Regions from separate parts of the Mus musculus genome. Here all the other regions are linked to region 1. The links are chromatin loops, found by intact Hi-C in ENCODE. Cell type or tissue: left cerebral cortex. All regions are shown on one strand.

Region 1 (5,000 bases):
GTACAGAAGAAATGACTCCTCCAGATTATCCTATGACCTCCCCATGTGGGTCATGGGTATATATGTTCACACATTTATACATATCAACAGAGACACACAAGGTAAATGTAATTAAAAAATAGATCTGAGAAAAAATTTATTTTCTTGGTAGTACTGGTGACTGAACTGTTAAGGCCACAGGAATAGTAGGCAAACTACCTATACAATAGGTAATGTCTCGAAGGTTTCCTTCAGTGTCACATAGAACCTTGGTACTTTCCCTATATTTGAGGATCCCAAACACAGAAGTCCTGTAATTTGAGAACCCTAAAAGCATACCCCCTGCTTTCTGCTTCGAATTGGGCTGCCCTACACACTAGACTTAGGAGCATTTCCTCACATTTTTCTAGTGTTATAATTTTTTTTAGCACATAACATTTTTTTGTCCTCTCCCATATTTACATTGAAGGCACTGCAGAAAGTGGCCTTTTATTAAGCTCATCTGCTAGAGATGGGTGGAAAATACCTTCAAAAGACCTTGGAAGTTTCAGGCAGGTTCAGAAAAGTAGTTCTCAAGGATTCTTTTTTAAGAGTGGTAGCTGGTAAGGATGTGTGGACACGTGATGGGCAAAAATGTAGGTAGGGTCTAGCCCTAAACAGCCTCCCACTGCTGTGGTCCTCCCCCTCCTAGTTTTTTAACTAACAATATCGTAATCCAAATTTTTCATTCTTGAATTAGACATTTCAGAGAAAACTTAAAGGACTAGCAATGTGACTTTGAGATATGAACTGCTGCTTTCGAGAAGGCTATGAAGAGGATGGAATGTGTGTCTACGATGAAACACAGGTGTTTGGCGGATTTAATGGGGTTCCAAAGATCAACCTGAGAGGGCAAACCCCGGGAGCTCTGACCGTGGTTTTCCTTGTTTTCGCAGAGGAGCGCCTGAGCTTTGACTCGGTTCTGCTCAGAGACCCAGCCCAGGCACCTAACTGTCCACCGACCGAAAATACGTTCTAAGTTCACCCCGGACCCCCCCCCCCCCCACAACTTCTTTCAAAACCTCCCCTTTAAAGGGAGCCACCGAGTGACGCCGGGGGAGTTTGCGGAAGCGCCTACCGCGTTGGGGCCCTTGGGCGGATCCCGTGATTGGAGCCGGCACCGCCCCCGGCGCCGCTTCCCCCATTGTGTGAGCTGCAAGGCAGAGGCCCCGCCCTCGCCCCGCCTCCCTGTTTCTCGGCCCCTCCCCCTCTCACCTCCCCCCCCCCCCAATCTTGGCTCATTTCCGGCCGCCGCCGCCGCTACCGCTATCCTGTAAGGAGGATTCGGCAGAGGCAAGAAACAACAGCCGCCATCTTGTTTGTGTGCTAGCCTGTGGGGGGGGTGGGGGGAGGAGGAGAGAGAGCGGAGAGGGACCGGGAGAGAGAGAGTGGGGCAAGCGGGACGCCCGGCTGAGTGCGAACTGCGCGAGCAGGGAGTGAGGAGGGTACCTGGCTGGAGAGCAGCGGCCGGGACCGAGACAGTGGTTGGGGGCCCCGGGGCGCAAAGGCTGAGGCGACCCTCAGTCCCCTCCTTGCCCGCACACACCCCCACCGCAGCCCGGGCCGGCGTCGACGCCTAAGGGGGGGAAACCATTACATAAGCCCGCGCCCCGCGGCGCCTCTGCCCGCCGTCCGAGGCGGCCCCCGAGCCGAGCCCCCGGCAGGCACCTGGCTGCCGGGGGGGTGAGGGCCAGGGAGGCGGCCGGACTGATTTCTCCTCCCCGGGCTTGCGAGTGGAGGCGGAGAAGCGCGGCGCGCGGAGAGGCCGCGTCGGTGGGCTCGGCGTCAGCGCGGGCTTGCGGGCGGACGGCCCTGCTTGGCCCGGCCCGGCCCCCCTGGCCCTTCGGGCCGGCGAGCTCCACGCTCGGCGTCGTCGCTGCTGCGCCTCTGCTTGTCCGCTGCGCGATGTGAGGCGGCCCCGGCGCCAGTCTGGCTCTCGGCTCGGCTGAGCTCAGTGTGGCCATTAGGGGCCGGTGCGGCAGCGGCGGCGCGGAGCGCAGCGGCAGGAGGAGGAGGAGGGCGGCTCTCAGGGTGGGGGCGCAGGCCCGGGAGGGGGCACCGGGAGGAGGTGAGTGTCTCTGGTCGCCTCCTCCTCTCCCCCTTTTTCGCCCCCGCCTCCTTGTGGCGATGAGAAGGAGGAGGACAGCGCCGAGGAGGAAGAAGCTGATGGCGGCGGCGGAGCTCCGAGAGACCTCGGCTGGGCAGGGGCTCGCCGTGGCGGGCTGGGGACTGCGTCTGTAGAGCTGTGAGTTCCCGAGAATTCGCTGCAGCGGACGTGCTCGTGGGATCAGTGTTGCTGTACCCTCCTCCCGGCCTGGTTTAGGCCCGGCCCCTCGCACTTGCCCCTACCATTTCTGTTGAGTCCGCATCCCTCTCCGGCCACCGCAACCAGGCGAAGAGAAAAAGGAACTTCCCCCCACCCCTGTTGGGTGGCGGCGGAGCTCCGGAGCCCACCCTTAGGAGCGGGGCGGGGACCCCGTTTCGGAGAAGAGATTTCCTCAGGATTCTCGTTTTTTTCCTCGGTTGTATCTCCGAAAGAATTAAAAATGGCCGAGAATGTGGTGGAACCCGGGCCGCCTTCAGCCAAGCGGCCTAAACTCTCATCTCCGGCCCTCTCGGCGTCCGCCAGCGATGGCACAGGTTAGTCTCGGGACTCCCGGCCTTCCATAGTTCCCTTCGTCTTTTCTGCTCGTTGCACCTTCATTCCAGGGTGCTTCTGTGTATCTCTTCCCATTTCCCCGGCCGGTGTTTAATTTTAAAGGTTTTTGAATGGACTGGTCGAAGACGTCCAGTAGCCCAACCATTTTCTTTGCCTTCTGATACATTCATTGCAACACTATGTCATGTCAGATCGTTGTGTGTTCTGGAATTAAGAGGTTGGAAGTGGGAGCTGCGGGGACCTTTATTGTTGGCTCCATGCAATTTAATTTGGGAAATGCCGGTACAATCGTGTGTGAGGGCTTTTATGCACTTTTACTATTTTTGTTACTGGTGAATGAGGGATTTCAGCTCTTTCTCCCCTGTTGCAATGAATTCTTTTTTTCTCTGCTTTCCCACCTTTAATGATTTTTGCTCCTGTGAGGCAGATTTTCTGTTGAGGAATGGGGGCGGAAGACAAATCTTGGTGTCTGCGATCCAAGGTTTTAAGTGTAACTAAAGTTCAACAAAATTTCATTCTTAGGTCCCCTCTCCCCATCCTTGCCTCAAGAGTCAGTATGGACCGCAGTTTATTTTATATCCATTTGCCATGAAACCAAAATGTCTCAAACTGCGTGTTGAGGTGTAGACCTGAGGCGTTTCCTTTGCAGTTTGTCACACTCTTACTTAGAAGGGAAAGAAAAAAGATGAAGCCTTTCTGGAATTAGGTACTTAGAAATGGGAGATAATAAGTTGAAAGACTCCCAGTCATGAACTTCCAACTAAAGTGATTGTACAAGTTTAAAAATGAACAGGAGGTTTTGTGCTTGCATGTTTGTTTTGTTTTGCTTTTTGGACCTTTGCAATTCCAGTTTACAAGATGAAGGAATTCTTTTCTCCAGTCAGCCCCTTTGTTAGGAGACCTGAAGGGAGACTCTCCCTTGTCTGTTCTTTTTCCTGCTTACTGTTAGTTTAGTGTTATTCTGATGATCACTGACCTGGTCCTCTCTTGCTGTCTGACTTGTTTGAGAGGCCAGGATAATGAAGAAGAAGAAGAAGAAAAAGAAGAAGAAGAAGAAGAATGGCTAGTCATCTGACAGTCCACTAGATGTTCCTCCTTACTGCAAGCATCCCTTTAACTCAGAGAAGAGGCTCCAGATCTCTCCTTCTGCCAATGAGAGTGTATAGTGGAGTTAAACGTACCCTGCAAGTTGTAGAGAATGTGTGGGCCATGTTTCTGAGTAGGATTTCTATTAAGGCCTGGAAATAAGATAGAACTAGTGCATTACTCTGCTTTTTTAGCAGCTGTATTTCGAACCATGAGTTTTGCTCACCTGCAACAGTTGGGAAGGATAAGTCTTGCAGTGTTCTAAGGCTCTAACTTTAGTTATATGTGAGCATTCAGCTGTAAAGTTTCCGTAGTCTTAGAGAATTTTTTTTAAATTATGTCTTTGAAATTCATAGGCATAGATATTTTATAGACATATTTGCTCTGGATTTTTGTTTCCTCCTCTGCCCCCATAATAAGTGTACTTCTGTAACATGTTCACAAGTTACCATATTTGACATAGCCAGTAACAAGAAATATTATGGAAAACTTTTTAAAATTAAATTTTTGGATGTTCTGATTTTGAGTGACTTAGTCATAAAGTCTGTTCATGTAATTCTGTTCAGATGGACTACTGCATTCTTTATCTGATAAATTGTATAGCTTTTGGCTAACTTTCATGGTTAAAAAAGGGAAAACTTGCTTTGGGTATCTTTGAATGTCATTACTGGAGTCTTTGGGTGGTAGTGGTGGGGCTGGGGTTTTCTTTGTGTGGGTCTAGATGTCCTGGAATTCACATCACCAGCCTCTACCTCCCAAGTGCTGGATTTAAAGGCAGGTGCCACCAGGACCACCAACTTCTAGAGTCTTAAAAAATTTCAATACTGAGATTGGTTTATTCTTAGTAGTAAGGATTATAGTAATATTAGTAATTTTTCTTCTCTTAACATTGTAGTGACGGTTAAATTTTTTTTCTTTTAAAATTTATATACCATTAGGTCGGTTTTATTTTGTTTTGAGACAGGGTTTTTGTAGCTCTGACTATCCTAGAACTCTCCATGTTGATAAGACTGCCCTTAAGCTCACAGAGCCACCTGCTTCTGCCTCCTGTTTGCTGGGGTTAAAGGCCTGTGTCTCAAGGACCTGCTTGTTTCTTTTCCTTTTTTTTTTTTTTTTTTTTTTTTAATTTGATACAGGGTATCACTACATAGCCCTGACTGGCCTACAATCTAGAGAGAAATGATTGACTCTGCCTCCCTTCCTCATGGTGGGATTAAAGGTGTGTGCCACCAAGCCC
Region 2 (5,000 bases), 190 kb before region 1:
CATGCTTAAAATAAGAAAAGAGATAGTTGTTTAGAATAGTCACTATAGGTTCACTAAAAAGCAATGAACCTAGAAAGGCTAAATGTTTCCAATAACCTTTCAAAGCTTAGACGAGTATAATCTCAATTAATATGAATGCTTTGTTATGAGTAAGTTTTTTGTCAACTTCAAATTGTTTTTTAGCACACTAGTTAATAAAACCTTTATAAGCCTAATAAATTGCCTCTTTTAAGCCTAATAAACTTGTATTAAAAGGCAAAACAAAAGGCAGAGAAACCAATAAATAACAAAATGATAAATCATTCTCTAAGACATTAGCTTAGAAAATTGGGGGGTAGGACTTATCTGAAAGGCAGAATTTGGGGTTGACATTTAACAAGAGTATGTCAGAGCCTCGTGGTAAAGTAATTCTCTAGCAGGCAGAAGCCACTGAAGTCTTTGCAAAACCCTGCTTCCCAAGTAATCCAAGACAACATGAAAATAGCAAAACTTAAAGGGGAGAAGCCTACAAAAAGAATAAACTTACATGCCTATAGCAGAACATGTAAGTGGCTGATGGATAAAAACAAACCAGCAAAAACAAATGATTTAAAGAAAAGTGTCAGCAGGGCAGTGGTGGCGCACGCCTTTGATCCCAGCACTCGGGAGCAGAGGCAGGCAGATTTCTGAGTTCGAGGCCAGCTTGGTCTACAGAGTGAGTTCCAGGACAACCAGGGCTACACAGAGAAACCCTGTCTCAAAAAAAAAACAAAACAAAAAAAAGTCAACCTTTCATTCTGTTGTTATTTGTGAATTGAAAGTGCAAAAAGTGCCAGCACTTCCTCCCACCCAGCAGGCCATGCTTCTGTCAGCCAGCACTTCCTCCACCCAGCAGGCCATGCTTCTGTCAGCCAGCACTTCCTCCCACCCAGCAGGCCATGCTTCTTTTATGACTAGAGCTCTACTACCCACTTGCCATTGGCAGAATCTGGATGGAGGGTGTACATCTAAGTTGAATTTAGATGGGCATCAGTTTCCAAGTTCTTTTCACCAATTTATGCTACCTATCACAGTGTAGTTATTCCATCCTAGACTTCCAGCCTTCCTGGGTTATATGACATGTCATTGTATTAAGTCCCTTTTCATAGAATCTTAGGCATCGAAAGAGCGGCTTTTGGAATGTTCAACTAACTCTCATCTAGGTTTTCATCACATTGTCTTATTCCCTGGTCTGTCCATGAGCCTGTGTCAGTCACATGTGTTGTAAATGTCTTCTCATCTGTGGCATGACTAAACATTCTTCAATAAACCCAAAGTGAAACAGAAGTTCAAACGCAAAGTAGCAAGTAGAAAAAAACAAAAAACGAAACGTCTTTTGCCTTTGTGGAGATTCTGGGTGGTGGATTGCTTTTAGGGGCTGGAAAATGATTCAGCAGTTAAGAGCTTTCACTGTCCTGACAAGGGCTCTGGCTCAGCTCTCAGCACAGACATAGAAGTTCACAACTGTCTGTAACTAGAGAAAAAGATGTATTTTTATTTTGTGTGTTTGTCTATATGTACATATATATGTATTTGTGTGTTTATATATACATACGTACATGTGTATATATACATATATGTGTACACACACACACACACACCAAGTGAATGCCTAATACCCCTGGAAGCCAGAAGAGGGTGTCAGATCCCTAGGGACTAGAATGACACAAGGTTTTGACCACCACCAAGGATGTTGGAAATCATACCTAGGTACTTTGGAAAGCAGCCAACCTCTCAAGCCCCTCATTTTACTTAAGACAGTCTGACTAAAAAGCCTAAGATGACCTTCAAGTTTTGATCTTCCTACATCCTCTAAAATTACAAGTGTGCATGTCACCAATTCAACCAAATTTGAAGTTTCTTAAAGATCATTCATACGAGAAAAACTGTGCAGTTTACTTGTTCTACTTACACACACGCTTTCCATTACAACATATTAATAGATAATGGTTCCGACACGACAAAAGATTGTGTCATGCAAAATGTCTTAGTAAGTGTTCAGTAAAGAACACAAAATTTCTACACTTAGGAAAAAAGGGAGGGGACAAGAGATGGTTCAGCAGTTAAGAACACTGGCTGCTCTTTCAGGTCAAGGGTTCGTCCCAGCACCCACAGGGCAGCTCAGCACTGTCTGTAACTCCAGCTCCAGAAGTTGTGACATCTTCACAGACACACATGCAGGCAAAACACCAATGCACATTTTAAAAAAAAGGTTGTTTTGTTTTTTTTTTTTTTTTTTTTTAAAAAGAAAGAAAGAAAAGAAACACCTTTCAAAGGTGTGCAGTAAGCAAACACTGGCTCGTAAGTTAAAGTTTAATGAAGGGCTTCTTAAGCTGTGTTTTTCCCAAGTTTCAAACTACAGAGTCAGCAACGTCGGGTGACATCCAAACACAGTTACAACAGTTTAGCTCTGTGAAGTGACAGCCCTGCCAAGAAATGTCATTCTAAGAAAAGCTCAAGACAAATTCAAATAGAAGGAATTGCTAAAATAACTGGCTTGTAATACTAAAATCACCAAAATCATGAAAGCCAAGGTAAAACTGACAACTTTTAGAAGGAAAATGAGAGCTGGCAACAGAAGACAAACTGTAATTCTAAGGGCTGGACTGTATTAACTCATTGGTGCCTAACTTGGACGGCCGCATTGTAGAGACTGTCCTTACTAATAGGAAACACACACTCAATGGGATGGATTGAGCATGTTGGCAGCCTATTACCAGTAACCAATTTTGGACCAAAAATTGTTCCAAAATAAAATAATTAAATATAGAAAACTATTTTCATGAGCTCTAACTCATGTCTCTCACATTCTGATTTGTAGTTCAGTACTCCCAAGTCCAAACCAACGTAGATTATTTTGACCTAAGTTTTCTCTCAATGTTTCAAAAAAAGAAGCTAAGCTTCATTCATAATTCTCTTGAGAGTTAAAACCTCAATCTTTTTTTGCTATTGTTATTTAGGCACGTGTACAAACACTGGGGTGTTATAGTCTAAATTCTGTACTGAGGGTAGAAATGCATTCTACTCACTTCAGATAGTTCCTAAAAGCCATGTTCCATCAACTACTGCAAAATCTGTTTGTTGAAAAGGACAGTTTATCTAGATTCACATTTGCTACTGTGAATTCAGATCTGGTTCTATTTCTTAATTTTTTTGGAGGGTGCCAGGGTTTCCCTAGCCTCGGCCGGTCCTATCGCTACTTCCATCACTGTGCTATCTTTATTTGGATCTAAATTGAAACTATCACTTTTGGGTGGGCGTGTGGCATAACTGGTAGAGTACTTGCCTATTATGCTCTACGATCAGTCCCCCAGCACTGAAAACTTTCATTTTTATATATGTGGTCATTTTAATAGCTTTCTCCTCTGCATCTTGTCAGAAGAGATGCAGGTTGAGCTGCATATAGAGACTTCTAGATCTAGGAATACTCACGTTATTAACATTCCTAGAGTTGAAACCTTGAGTTCTCCTTTTTTTTTAATAGTCACACTGTCCACCCAAGGTTAAAATATTGAAAACAGTTTGCTCTAAATGTTGCCATTGTTCATAGACTAACTTTATATTTGATCTATCTTTTAAAATTGCACAAAGAGCCAAAGATGGTGTCATATACCTTTAATCCTACCACCCGAGATGTGGAGACAAGACATATCTCTGAGGTGAGGCCAGCCTGGTCTATGGAGCAAGTTCCAGGCCAGCCAAGGCTACAAAGTAAGACCCTATCTAAAGAGAAAAAAGGCATACAGCTAGTTTATATTAATATCTTACTTTAAGTTTTGAAGACTCTTAAGCATTCCAAGATTCTTCACCTCACACTGAAGTATGCCACACCAAAACACTGCAGACACAATACTTGGATTAGCCATGAGAATCAACACAAGATACTATGCCTAACAAGAATTCTACTAAATGTAATCTGGAATTCACTACATAGGCACATTTCTCCAGGATAAATGTTAACATTCTTAAGAATGACTTTTAACTCTTCCTTTGGTATGTCTATTACATACCAGAAAATTTTTTGTCGTTGTTTTGGCTTTTTGGAATAGGGTTTCTCTGTGTAGACCAGAGGCTGACCTCAGAGATCCTCCTGCCTCTATCACACAAGTGCTGGGATTAAAGGAGGCATGTGCCACTGACACTCACGTTCATTTAACAAGATATGAGTGGTTGAAAGAACACAAATATCCTAAGTTTTTGGGTTAGCAGGCTGTTCATTAGGAAAAGCCACTAAAAGCTAGTCCTCAACTCCTAGTCCTAACAAATATCTAATGGCAACTTATGCATCTTTTGTTTTTGAGAAAGCAAAGGCTTCAAAACATAGGATTATTAAAGGGTATGTACCAGAACTCAAAGCCATATTATACAAGCATACCTAGGGTTCTCCTCCATTGTTTTAATAGTTACTATAGTTATTTTGTAAGTTCTTAACATGAGTAAAAGTCCTACAACAGCTATAAAAGTGAGAAAGGAAAAGAAAAAAAAAAGCTCAACAGGCTTTGAAGAATGCCAGCACACATCACTGACTTCTTTTATTCCTGAGAATATGCTTGTTAAAATATTTTGCATTTTTAGTAATCACCAGGTCCATTTACCCCAAAGAAAACTACCCCACCAGCTTTTGCTCATGTCTTAAGGAGTGCCTATCCACACTCTTGAAACACAGCTTTAATGTGTGGGGTTTTGTTTTATTCTTTATTCTGGAGGGGAGGGACCAGTTTTTAATTGGGTCCTGCTATGTTTGGCCAGGCTGGTCTGAAACTCCTAGAATCATGGCTGCTGCAGCCTCAACCTCCAGAGTAACTAGGAACTCAGGCACATGTTGACCCACTTTTCCTCCTTAACAATCCCAGCTAGCAGGCTGCTTTCCTGGGCAGGGAAGGGTATGCTGGAACCAACGCTAAGCCTCCCCCTTAAACCCCCTTAGGGTTTTTTCTTTTTGGTTTTTCAAGACAGGGTTTCTCTGTGTGGCTTTGACTGTT
Region 3 (5,000 bases), 63 kb before region 1:
GTACTACCACACACATTTAAAAAACAAAACAAAACAAAACAAAAAAAAAACTAAGTACAGAAAGTGCCTAGTGATAGATCATGGGGTGCCTCCAAGCCTGAAGAATTAAATTCAGTCCCTGAGATCCACTTCGTGGAAGGGGTGAACTCATTCTCAGATGTCATCTTCTGATCTCTATGATCCTCATGATAGCCTGCCTGTACACATACACATCAAACAAATAAATATAATTGAAATATACTGGTAAGGAGATTCTGGTCAGGCAGTGCTGTCACATGCCTTTAATGCCTGCATTCTGGAAAGAAAGAGGCAGGTAGATCTCCGTGAGTTCAAGGCCAGCCTGTTCTTTAGAGAGAGTTCTAGGGCAGCAAGCAATACACAGAGAAACCCTGTCTTGGAGAGGGGGGCTTGGCAGGGGGAACAGAAGGAGGGAGAGGGGGAGGGAGAAGGAGGGAGAAAGGGAGATTTGATATTTTTCTGGACTCTGACCCACAAGGGGCCTAGAAAGGCTGGGTTTTGGCATCTTCCAGCACCCACTTGTTTCCAGGGACGTCAACTCAGGCCAGAAGTCAGAAGTCTCAATTACTTGAGGGGTGGGGGTGGGGCAGAATTAACTGTCCCGATTAAATAAATGGTTTGAAACTCTGTGGACCAGCAAGTTCACTGTGCCTGTTTTGTTCATTCTCCTCAGAAGCAGGCAGCCCAAGGACTAGGGTTTTTTTCTGCGGAAGCATTGCAGGTGCCAAGCCCAAGTCTCGTTTTAAAAGTGCCACTCCCATTACACGGAACAGGAAACCCAAGCTTCTGGAGGTCACTAGTTGAGGGGCGTCAGCGCGGACGTCCCATGAACCCAATCACTGAAGCCCGAGGTTGTCAGGGTTGGGGGGGGGGAACTCAAGAGCCTGGGTTTGGCGGGAGGAATGACTCAACTGCCCCGCCCCGTGCGCCCTGGGGCGCTGCAACAGCTATCCTCATCTTCGCTAGAGTACCCCCATATTCTTGCGTCTAGGACCCTGGGTGCGAGCTTAGGGGTTCAGAGCCTAGAACATCCCCACCCCAAGCCAGCTCACACTGGAGCTCCCCGTGCGTTTGCAGATGGAGCCAATAGCTACACCTGTGTCCGGCTAGTGGTTTGGTCTGAGTCGGGACACAGACGCCATTGCTGGAGGCGGCGCGTAAAGGGAACGCAGACGCCCGGTGGCTGGGTACGCGTCTTCATTGTCCCCCACGCCCCCCTTTCTTTCTTTCGTTTGGTTCGAATGAGTCTTATTCCTAACCGTGTTGGTCCGGAACTTAGTAATGGAACCCGGGCTGTCCTCGAACTCTCGGCAATCCTCCTGCCTCAACCAAGCGCTGAGATTAAGGCTTGAGCCACTACGCTCATTAACGCATCGAGTTTGAAATGGAAAAGAAAAGAAATACTTTGTGTGTTTGTGCACTCTTAAGAGCTTCTACCCCTCCCAGTAAGGGAGCTGTAGGGGACAGTGAAGCACCCGAGTGTGTATGAGCGGGTTGTTCCGGGTAGCAAGGGAGAGTGTCTGACCACCAAGGAGACAGGAAGGTAAACTAGAATCCCAGAGGCTTCTTATCTCTACAAGGGTGACAAACACAAAGGCGGCGGCTCAGGCTACTTCCGCAGAGGAGGGCCATCACCCCCCGGGCGCTGGCTGGGTCTAGCCACACCCAGATACCTGGGCAAGCGCGGGTCCTGGCAGGGTAGGGCTGGGGGACCCGGACTCGCCCTTTCATGCTTGGCGGGGGTGAGTGAGTGGGCAACTATCTCTCACCCCGATCTCTCCCGATGGTCTAGGTCCCCCTACGGTGCACCCAGGTCTGAGGGCTCGGCTTGAACCTGGCGTGCGCGCCGCAGCTCCGCTGCAAGCCATTCTGCGCACTCGCTCCCTCTGGGGAGGCTGGTCACGTGCCCGGGGTGGGGGTTGGGAGGACGAGCAGCAAGCGCCCCCGGGCTGCACGTGCCGGGCTAGATGAGGGCGGAGCTCCGGCGTCCGGAGCTGCGCTCTAACCCCTGGGTTCGCAGCAAGGTGGCCAGGCCGTCTGCCTCCAGCCTGCGGCTGGCTGCTGGGCAACTCTCTGTCCCTGCTTGGGATTCAGAAAGGGTTAGCACTCGGGTCGCACTCCAAAAGAACAGGATGCCCTCCCTAAATTGTTCCTGTTGTACCGAAACCTTACAGTCCGATACAAAGAGTTCCTGTCGGTGAGGAGGGTTGCGACAGAGCAGTGGTTCATCTGCGGCTTTCTGTTGACTTGGACTAGGAAGAATTTCGGACACGAACCAAAGTCACGGTCCTAATGCACCCCCCCTCCCACCTCCACCCCCACCCCCTGCACATCTAGATAAACACTCAGCTCCTGACAATCTGGATTTGTCCGTCTCCCGCCCACCCCCACTGCTGCCCTTCCCCGGGATTGTGAAACAAATCCCTGACTGTATATTTCAGTTTACGTCCGGAATGATTGCTGAGTCCTGATGAAAGTCTTACTGTTTCTTTAGAAACCTTTCTTTAAAAGCCCGGTAGGTTAAACAGCAAAAAAGTTGAAATAAAGATGGAGGGATAGATTTTAACTCTTTGTCGTGTACATGAACATCGCCGACAGGAATCAAGAAATATTTAAGGAATATCAGCATGAGATGTTTTCTGAGCCAACGGATGGCCAGGCGGGTGCTGGAACTGGTTGTGGACGTCAGAGCTGGTAGAAATGAGCTTAATTAAGACTGCTAGCTGGAGGCTGAAAGTGACCATATTAGGCGAGGGGCTGGACTGGGGTCTTGAGAAAAAGAGAGCTTTAAATATGAAAATCTGAGCGGGGGGTGGGGGTGGGGTTAAATCCTAAAGTGAGATGCGGACTCTCCGGAGTGAACAGGGGGAGAACGTCTTTTTCTTTTTTTCCTCGGAACTTAAATTTTCTTCTTATCCCCGTGTGTGTGTGTCTGTGTGTCCGCGCGCGCCATTTGTTATAGCTGTCTGAAGAAGTCAGAAAAGGGCTTCAGAACCCCTGGAATTACAAGAGGATGAATTGCCCAACATGGGTGCTCGGACCTCAGATCCTCTGCAAGAGCAGTAAATGTTTTTAAACGCTGAACCATCTCTCTAGCCTCTGCTTTTTTATTGTTGTTTTTGTATGTTTCTTACATTTGTTTGTTTATGTGTGTGTTCCACTACAATCCCTCTGAGGTCAGAGGATATCTTTGCTTTTGGGACAGGGGCTGGCCTGGAATTCACTATGGAGATTCAATACCTTTCTCTGCTTCCCGAGTGCTGGGATTAAAGGAACTAGCAACCAAGCCCGGCTTTTTGTTTTGTTTGTTTTTGAGACTTCTCTCATGAGCCGGTTTTCTCTAATGAGGTCTGTCCCAGAAATCCAACTCAGGTGCTTTTTGGAAGCATTCACCTGCTGTAGCTGAACCAACTCCTGAGCTCTGTATCTTTTTCTGTATCTTTGTATTTATTTATTGAGGCAGGTTCTAAACTAACAGGCCTTGACCTCTTAATTTTCCCCGCTACCACCTTCCTAGTGCTGAGATTACAAAGAAACATACTATGCCCAGTGACCTGTCTGTCTCTCAGTCAGTCCCTTTGTCTGCAGGGTCTCCTGTAGCCAGGTTGACCTGGAACTAAAGTTTTTAAATATATAAATGTTTTCCCTACAGCTATGCCCGTGAACCATGTGTATGCCCTGCCCTTGGAGGCCAGAAGATGACACTGGATCCCTTGGGGCTGGAGTTATAGATGTGAGCCACCAAGTGGGTGCTGAGAAATGAACCTGGGTGTTTTGCAAGAGTAGCCAGTGTTCTGAAAACCACTTAGACATCTCTCCAGCCTACACACACACACATACACACACACACACACACACATACACACATACACACATACACACATACACACATGTATGTTAGAATTCCTTCTAGGCTCTGCCCCACTGTTACCTGGTAACAGGCAGGTATGCCTGACTCACTATAAAAGGGAATGCTTGCCCCTCCTCTCTCCCTCTTATTCTCCTCTTGCTCTCTGCCCCTGCTCTTCCTGCCCCTTCTCCCTCTCTCCTCCCCATCCTCTTCTCTCTCTCTCTCTCTCTCTCTCTCTGCCTTTCTCTGTCTCTACTCCCTCCTCAATTCCCCGCCCATGCCCTAAATAAACTCTATTCCACACTATATCTGTCTTTTTTTTGTTTGTTTTTTGTTTGTTTGTTTGTTTGTTTTTTCGAGACAGGGTTTCTCTGTGTAGCCCTGGCTGTCCTGGAACTCACTCTGTAGACCAGGCTGGCCTCGAACTCAGAAATCCACCTGCCACTGCCAAGTGCTGGGATTAAAGGCGTGTGCCACCAACACCTGGCACTCTATCTGTCTCAGGGGGAAGGGATGCCTCACCATGGGCCCACTGAGGCACCCCTCTCACCTCACCATACTGTGCCTCTACAAAACATATCCTGGTTCTTTCTTTCTTTTTTTATAAAACACAATGTGTGTGTGTGTGTGTGTGTGTGTGTGTGTGTGTGTGTGTTCGTGGTCTCTCATGTAGCCAGACAGGCCTTGTATTTGTTGTGTAGTCAAGGTTTGTCTTGAACTCCTGACCTCCCTGAGACTACCTCTTAGATATTGAGATTTTAGTATTTGACACTGTCTTGTTAAGATCCTGTCTCCAAAGTAACAACACCAACCAAATCAAATGGATAGAACCATATGGATGGAATATCAGTCCCCTTCCCCACCCACTTGTTGGATACATCTATGTGGCTGGAGTAGAAAGTCTCTATATGGACCAAACAACAGCTTCCCTACAGCCCAGACCAAGACTGGCTTCACTTAAAACCAATATGCCAACATACCACCAATAGCTGTCCATCTGTTGGTAAACTGATGACACTGGATCCCACTGTGTTCTCGCCACTGACTTTTGGAGACCAGCACCGCAATGTGTATAGTAAACCCCCCCCCCCCAATTTTTACAGTAGAATAGCAGCAGTGAAAAAATATATCT

What was found. A loop is a pair of places that touch in the nucleus more often than their neighbours do. Peaks named below come from ENCODE experiments on the same cell type or tissue, not always from the same donor. Only the 100,000 strongest peaks of a DNase experiment are listed, where the experiment ranks them.
Region 2: a loop joins it to region 1, with 2.7 times the contacts of the local background. A loop is called at or near these places in 6 of 42 quality-filtered maps.
Region 3: it touches region 1 in a loop (5-fold over the local background); 15 of 42 quality-filtered maps call a loop at or near these places.

The regions. Positions count from the first base shown.
Region 1 is chr15:81,584,065-81,589,064 of GRCm38, forward strand. It overlaps Ep300 (E1A binding protein p300), which reads left to right and starts at 2,150. Exons shown (of 31, transcript NM_177821.6): 1 at 2,150-2,658. The coding sequence starts at 2,565. In left cerebral cortex, a CTCF peak has its summit at 2,162 (motif pointing left); DNase peaks (open chromatin) are centred at 1,133, 2,182 and 3,865; H3K4me3 peaks cover 4,351 bases; H3K27ac peaks cover 2,572 bases.
Region 2 is chr15:81,392,319-81,397,318 of GRCm38, forward strand. It overlaps St13 (suppression of tumorigenicity 13), which reads right to left. Exons shown (of 12, transcript NM_133726.2): 2 at 1-4. Among named protein-coding and RNA genes, the nearest start is that of St13, 4.9 kb to the right of the region's middle. In left cerebral cortex, no CTCF peak of the experiment used is centred here; DNase peaks (open chromatin) are centred at 903 and 2,506.
Region 3 is chr15:81,521,389-81,526,388 of GRCm38, forward strand. No RefSeq gene overlaps it. Among named protein-coding and RNA genes, the nearest start is that of Rbx1, 58 kb to the left of the region's middle. In left cerebral cortex, a CTCF peak has its summit at 2,050; DNase peaks (open chromatin) are centred at 879, 1,133, 1,950 and 2,651; H3K4me3 peaks cover 2,083 bases; H3K27ac peaks cover 1,441 bases.